Regions from separate parts of the Homo sapiens genome. Here regions 1 and 3 are each linked to region 2. The links are chromatin loops, found by intact Hi-C in ENCODE. Cell type or tissue: GM12878. All regions are shown on one strand.

Region 1 (2,500 bases), 150 kb before region 2:
TTTAAACAAGAGAAATGGCCCTTTCAAAATGGTTCTTGTATACTAGAAAGATAAATGATCTGTGTTTTCTTTATTTTACAAAATATAAGAAATATAGCAATTAGGAAAACCTTACCAATGCACTCAGGGTCTGAAAGCTGTGGGAAACAAAGCAATCACCTTGGTGCTTTCTCTGCTTTTAGAAAGAAACTTATTTTTTAAAATCCTGCTTTTAATTATATTACTTAGGCCCCAGGGTACTGAGTCTTTTCTAATTGTTTGCCTTTTGTATAAGGGTTTTTCCATTGTTTCAAGGTTTTATTTACTTACGTATAATTCAACTAATAGAATTGTTGACTCTCTTAGAAGTTAAGGTAGTTTGCCGGGTGCAGTGGCTCATGCCTATAATCCCAGCACTTTGGGAGGCGAAGGTGGGTGAATTACCTGAGGTCAAGAGTTCCAGACCAGCCTGGCGAGACCCCATCTCTACTAAAAATACAAAAATTAGCCACGCATGGTGGCTTATGCCTGTAATCCCAACTACTCAGAAGGCTGAGGCACAAGAATTGCTTGAACCCGGGAGGCGGAGGCTGCAGTGAGCCAATATTGTGCCACTGCACTACAGCCTGGGTGACAGAGTGAGTCCATCTAAAAAAAAAAAAAGAAATTAAGGTAGTTTAAAGGGTTTATTGTTTAACTTAATGATTAAATTCCCCATGTTGTCCCAAAATATGGCACTTCTTACAAAGAAAAGAGACACCATTAAAAAGTAAGTAGAATTGCGTAAGAGCAATTTTCAGAGTAACTATCTATTCTCATTATCCCCCAGCAAATTAGCCACTTCACAGATTATTTGCTGAAAACGTAAACTCTTATCAAAGACAGGATGTGAAAGCTAAGGTATTTGCATTACCATTAACCCTCTAGTGACTCTGCAACTCTGAAAGCTCTCAAAATATGTCATTTCTTGGCTGGCTGATCACCCAAATATGACAAAGACAGGTGTTATGGTTAATTTTATGTATCAACTTGACTGGCCATGGGGTGCCCAGATTAGACATTGTTTTTGAGTGTATCTGGGAGGGTATTTCCAGATGCAATTAGCATTTGAATCAGTGGACTCATTGAAGTAGACTGCTCTTCCCATGTATATGGGCATCATCTGATCAATTGAGAGCCTAAATAAAAGAAAAAGTGGAGAAAGGAGAAATTTGCCCTGCTCTGCTGAGCTCGGACACCTCATTTCAGCTTCTTGGCCCTCAGAACGTGATTTACATAATTATTTCTCCTGTTTTCCGTCCTTCTGACTGAATTGTACCACTGGCTTTCCTGGGTCTCCAATTTACAGATGGCAGATTGTGGGACTTCTCAGGCTCCATAATTGCATGAACCAATTTCTCATGAACCAATGCCTAGGTGACAGAGCGAGACTCTGTCTCACAAAAAAAATAAATAAATAAAAATGTATATATATATATCCATATGTATATTACTGGTGCTCTTTCTCCGGAGAACTCTGACTAATGCAGTTAAGGAACTATATATGCATCTAACTATGCATGCATATGTAATGCATGCAAGTTTTCTATAAAGTTGTAGAAATTTCTAGTTAGGGTCATCAGCATATGATCAGAGTCTGACCTTTTGTAAAACTCGAAGAAATATTCTCCAAACTCCTTCAAAATTACATTGCGGTCAATATATGGTAAGATAAAGAAAACTGGGTATGCTTTACACTTCAGCAATGTCTTCCTTTTTTTCTTTTTTTTTTTTTGAGACGAAGTCTCAATCTGTCACCTAGGCTAGAGTGCAGTGGCACGATCTCGGGTCACTGCAACCTCCACCTCCTGGGTTTCAGTGACTCTCCTACCTCAGCCTCCTGAGTAGCTGGGATTAAAGGCACCTGCCACTACGCCCGGCTACTTTTTGTATTTTTAGTAGAGACGGAGTTTCACCATGTTAACCAGCATGGTCTCCATCTCCTGACCTCGTGATCCGCCCGCCTCAGTCTCCCAAAGTGTTGGGATTACAAGCGTGAGCCATCGTGCCTGCCCCTAGTAATGTCTTTCTACATATTCCTTTAGTTAAATCACCTGTGAAAGGTAACATAACATTACCTTGCCTTTGTAAAATCCTTTATAATTTTTAGAATTCATTTGAGGGATTGAATTTGATCCTGTGAAGTAAGGTAAGGCACATTTTATTGTCCCCACTTTTAAAGGCAGACTCTAAAGCCCATTAGATTTTGCAGTCTTGTAGGAGATAACTACTGTTTTGGCCTGGCCAACATCCAGCCACCCTCTAGAAGTCAGTGCCTGGTCTTTCAAGGAACTAACCCTTTCCCAACACTTAGGTTACAGGATTAGATGAGTCGACCTCATACCCACAAACCTCCTGTCTCTAAAGAGAAGCATGTGATTCAAATTAGCCAATAGGTGCATCCCATTTCCCTGGCCACATTGACTGATTCAGGGTGGGGCACATGACCCATGATGTTTCAAAAAGAATTGAATCTGGTCCT
Region 2 (2,500 bases):
TGAAACATTAGATAGGAATGATAAAATAACAATTTTTAAGTTGTTTCTTTCCTTGGGTGCACCATTGATTTTGCCTAGAACCCATTTATCCTAGCTTGCTTTTCTGTAACATAATGACTATTAAAAATATTTACTAAACTTTTTCTTGCAGGTAAATTAAGTAGTAAGAGTTAAGTTGTTTTTTGGACTTAATTTTCACATTTGTTTTTATTTTAACTTTTTATTTGATTTGTTTGTAATGCCACTCCCTGAGTAATGAAACTATTTAGCGCACTTTAAGAGACACCCCTTGACTTTGCATAGGTTTAGCTTCAATAGGAACTGTATTTTTGCATTGTGTGTCTTGACACCTTTGAGCATACTTTTATGTGCTGAATTTGATTTCTTATACATCATTTAACTATTTAGATATGTTGGTAGGGTGAAGAGGAAGAGGCACATCTTTGCCAAGATGGTGGAAGTAGTAATATCTGTGGTCTTGTAGGGCCAAGCATTTTGTTTGTTGGTGTCCTCGTGTCTTCTGGGCATGCAAAGAGCCCTAGGTCTTGAGTAAGCATTTGCAGGAGTTTTCCATGGAGGTCACCTGGTTGAGCTTTCCTTTTCTTGTGGCTTAGAAAGACTCCATCTCTCTCCAGTCCAACTCCTGGAGACCTGCCTGTCCTAGTTGATGTTTTAAAACTGGTGGTGCTTTTGTATTTTTTTATCCAGCCTTTATAGTTGTTGGCAGGGAAGTTGGTCTTAAAAGCTATTTATTTTCAGGACTAGAAGTGGAAATGAGTGGAATAGCATTGTGAGATAGATGTTATGTTACAAATGAAGTGCTTATGTTACAAATGAAGTTGGTTTATCAAGCTTACTGTATGGATGAAGTCAGATGCAGAACCAGCTGTGAAAAGGGGGGCATGAGGTGGGTCCCCACCATTGGCTCCTGTCTCTCACCACAGGTCCACCTAGCTTGTGAAAGTTTTTGCTCATTGCAGGCCTGCTTGGCCAAGGAATAGCAACCCTTGAGAGAGAACTGTAAATAGAGATTTAAAATGTGGTTTATCTCTGTGGTGATGAAACTCACATCCCTTTATGTAAACATAATGCTTGACTCACATTAGGCTTTCGAACATGTTTTTCAGAACATTTTATATTTAAAATGCCTGTTTTTGGCTTTAAAAAGGCAAGTAGAAAAAGCCACCAACTTTCTATCTCTGCTAAGGTCTCTTTAGTAGATAAGTGACTAATGTCAAACTCATACTACATTTTGGTCACTACATTTTGGTCAAAGCCTGGGATTAAGACATTTTAAAATCAGTCTTTAATTTTTTTTTTTTCTCTTTTGGAATGATTTTTAAAATCTTGTTCATACTTTGAGTTTGCTAGTTAGAGGTAACCGGAGCTGGGACTTTTAAAAAATCTTAAAAAATAGACACATAAAAATTAAAACCTCACAAGAATTTAAATGATATTAGAATCATATCATGTGCATATCACAAGTTTACTGTGAATATATGTGTGCATTTCTGTTTAACATATGCACACAAATACTCAAGGGTTATGCATCTGTACCCTTAATTGTACTTGATGGTAATTAATCATACATGTCAGACATTTAATATAAATGATTATTTAGTATTACTATTAATAGTTTTATAGAGCCACACTTAAGTTTCTGTGTTTCTTCTCCATTTATTAGCTCTTTTTTATCTATAATGAAATTTTAGGGTTATCAAGTTTTTCTTAATATTATATGTCATTTAATTATCATCACACATCTTGACAGTCTCAAGTTGAAAGACAAAGGCTTAGCTCTTACACCACAGTAACCCATGGCTTTAAACATTCTGTGTTCTGCCTACACCTTCCAGCTTCAGGTTGATTTTGTCTCTTACCCGAAATGCTTGTGACCATAAGTGTTTTCAGATTTTGCATTTTGGGGGGATTTTGGAATATTTGCATATACATAATGAGAGATTGTGGGGATGGAACCCATGTGCTAAACATAAAATTCATTTATGTTTTATATACACCTTATATACATAGCCCAAAGGTAATTTTGTACAATATTTTAAGTAATTTGTACATGAAATAAAGTTTTGGCTGCAACCCGATGCATGAGGTCAGTTGTGGAATTTACTTGTGGCATCATGTTGATGCTCAGAGTTTCAGAGTTTGGAGAATTTTAGATGTCAGATTTTTGGATTGGGGTGCTCCAAACTATGTATTCTGATCACATGCCTTGGCTTCCTTTACTGAAGCATCATTTTCCTCTATACACAGCATTCCTGAAGAATTCATCAGTTCTGACTGATGTCTTTCTGCCTTTTTGCCAGAGGGCTTAAGATAGCAGACATTGTAGGCCATAAGGTAATAGATTTACCTCCTTTAGTAGCGATACCATCACTATGCTTAAAGTTGGGACAGGGGAAATCCAAGCCATGGGAGACCGATAGCAAATAGAAGGGGAAGAAGTAGTGAAGTGTACATTTATTTGATCCTGCATGTATATTAT
Region 3 (2,500 bases), 120 kb before region 2:
AAAATACAAAAAAATTAGCTGGGTGTGGTGGCGGCTGCCTGTAGTCCCAGCTACTCGGGAGGCTGAGGCAGGAGAATGGCATGAACCCGGGAGGCAGAGCTTGCAGTGAGATGAGATCATGCCACTGCACTCCAGCCTGGGTGACAGAGCAAGACTCTGTCTCAAACAAACAAACAAACAAAATACAAAAATTAGCTGGGCAGTAGTGGCGCGTGCTTGTAACCCCGGCTACTCTGGAGGCTGAGGCAGGAGAATCGCTCCAGCCTGGGAGGTGGAGGTTGCGGTGATCCATGATCTCACCACTGAACTCCAGTCTGGGTGACAGAGTGAGATCCTGACTTAAAAAAAAAAAAAAGATTGAGATGGGGGGAAGAAGGTGTTTCTCACTTAGTGATATAGTGCTTTATGTACATACAGAAAACACTTCTCTTCCTCCAAAACCAGATATTGTATTAACAGTAGAAACAATTGAGATGAACTAAGTTTTTAAGGTAGTCCCAGGAAACTTTTTTTTTTTTTTGAGATGTTGTCTCGCTCTCTCGCCAGGCTGGAGTGCAGTCGCACAATCTCAGCTCACTGCAACCTCCCCCTCCAGGGTTCAAGTGATTCTCCTGCCTCAGCCTCCTGAGTAGCTGAGACTTCAGGTGCCTACCACCACGCCCAGCTAATTTTTGTATTTTTAGTAGAGACAGGGTTTCATCATGTTGGCCAGGATAGTCTCGATCTCCTTACCTTGTGATCCCCCCACCTCAGCCTCCCAAAGTGCTGGGATTACAGGTGTGAGCCACAGTGTCCGGCCTGGCCCAGGAAACTTCTTTGAGTTCCAAGTCAATCCAAAATCACACTTTTATATACATAGGTGTAATGGTAACCAAGCTTTGAAGGTCCTTCCGAGTTTCATCACAGTTCTGGAAGCAACAATTGAAAATACTGATGGCTATGTTTATTCTAGGACGGTAAAAAAAGGTATCTGCTTAACTCTGTACTTTTCCCTACTTAACCTAAATAAGCGCAGCCTCAATGTCTATGGACTTGCTTCTGTGGTTTAGTCTGGGGAGGCAAGGTCAACGCCTACAGGAGCTGGGCACGTAATGGAAACACATTAGTCAAATAAGAGATAGTGAGACTTAACAATGCCCAGAAAAAGCATGTCTCAGCTGAAGTCATTCAAATCCAAATACTGTAAAAAGAAAAAACACACATCGTGTGGGCTCAACCAAACATTGTTAGTTGCCAATCTGGACCCCTGGTTAGACCATCAGGGCCTAGACTGGTACCATCACCGTTCACCTCTTGCAGGTGCACAGTAGCTGAGGCGGAGGCCAGGCTTGTTTGTTTTCTTTAGAATCAGAATGAGGAGGCAGCCAAAATGAGGAAGTGCTGAAGTTTATTGCTATGAAAGACTAAGGGCTCCTCCCAAAGACACCCACTTGTTGAAGTGTTTACGTTGTAAAGCGTTTGACAGGGACAGGATATCGCCAATGCAAAGAAAGAGACTACAACCCTAAAAAACAGCAGCAAGAGGCTGGGCACATTCAGGTCTGAAAGGCTGCTACAAAACATTTATTAATATCCTGTTTCCTCCTACTCACAGTAATCCAATCAATGCTGATAATTTGTAACATTTATATTGTCCTGGGTAAATTGTGAAGAAAGTAGGGAGAAAAACTTGCAATCAGCAGGAAGTAGTTCCTAACTGGTGCCAGTTGCTTTCTGTTGAGTTTCTATTGAGCCCTGTAGTGCTAAATCCCAATATAATCTTAAAATCTGGAAGAAATGCCTGCAAACCACCAGCCCACGAGTCCATCCCCCCATCTCCAAGCAAAATAATTCTAAATCGATTAATGCAAGCTGAAAATCTGGAACATTCCATTGTGTGAAATTCAGAAGCTCATTTGATTCAGGATCCAAATTGTTCATTAAAAAAATGTAGCACTTATGTGTATTTACTGCTAAATGTTATTTAAATGGTTGACATCTGGTCTATTATAAAATCCTATGTAATTTGAGTCCTGATTATATTATTGGATCTTCCCCTTCACCTTCCAGATAGGATGTTCTTTAAAATGCCTTCCTTTTTTTTAATTAATTAATTATTTATTTATTTAAGACAGAGTCTCGCTCTGTCGCCCAGGCTGGAGTGCAGTGGCGCGATCTCGGCTCACTGCAAGCTCCACCTCTCGGGTTCACGCCATTCTCCTGCCTCAGCCACCCCAGTAGCTGGGACTACAGGCGCCCACCACCACGCCCAGCTAATTTTTTGTATTTTGAGTAGAGACGGGGTTTCACCATGTTAGCCAGGATGGTCTGAATCTCCTGATCTCATGATACGCCTGCCTCGGCCTCCCAAAGTGCTGGGATTACAGGGGTGAGCCACCGCACCTGGCCAAAATGCCTTCTTTTTGAATTTCAAGGAAACCAGGGATTATTTGAACTTTTTTTTTTTTTTTAACTACAGGGCAAATCAGACTTGGCACTTTTCCAGGTACTCATTTATTAA

Evidence for each region. A loop is a pair of places that touch in the nucleus more often than their neighbours do. Peaks named below come from ENCODE experiments on the same cell type or tissue, not always from the same donor. Only the 100,000 strongest peaks of a DNase experiment are listed, where the experiment ranks them.
Region 1: a loop joins it to region 2, with 11 times the contacts of the local background. A loop is called at or near these places in 2 of 110 quality-filtered maps.
Region 3: it touches region 2 in a loop (2.1-fold over the local background); 4 of 110 quality-filtered maps call a loop at or near these places.

What each region holds. Positions count from the first base shown.
Region 1 is chr2:224,665,618-224,668,117 of GRCh38, reverse strand. No RefSeq gene overlaps it. Among named protein-coding and RNA genes, the nearest start is that of CCDC195, 49 kb to the left of the region's middle. In GM12878, no CTCF peak of the experiment used is centred here; a DNase peak (open chromatin) is centred at 957; H3K4me3 peaks cover 339 bases; H3K27ac peaks cover 1,050 bases.
Region 2 is chr2:224,518,758-224,521,257 of GRCh38, reverse strand. All of the region lies in intron 3 of CUL3 (cullin 3), which reads left to right. Among named protein-coding and RNA genes, the nearest start is that of CUL3, 65 kb to the left of the region's middle. In GM12878, no CTCF peak of the experiment used is centred here; a DNase peak (open chromatin) is centred at 1,007; H3K4me3 peaks cover 764 bases; H3K27ac peaks cover 2,152 bases.
Region 3 is chr2:224,637,335-224,639,834 of GRCh38, reverse strand. The region is part of intron 2 of LOC105373909 (a long non-coding RNA gene); the gene reads right to left. Among named protein-coding and RNA genes, the nearest start is that of CUL3, 53 kb to the right of the region's middle. In GM12878, no CTCF peak of the experiment used is centred here; a DNase peak (open chromatin) is centred at 1,294; H3K27ac peaks cover 375 bases.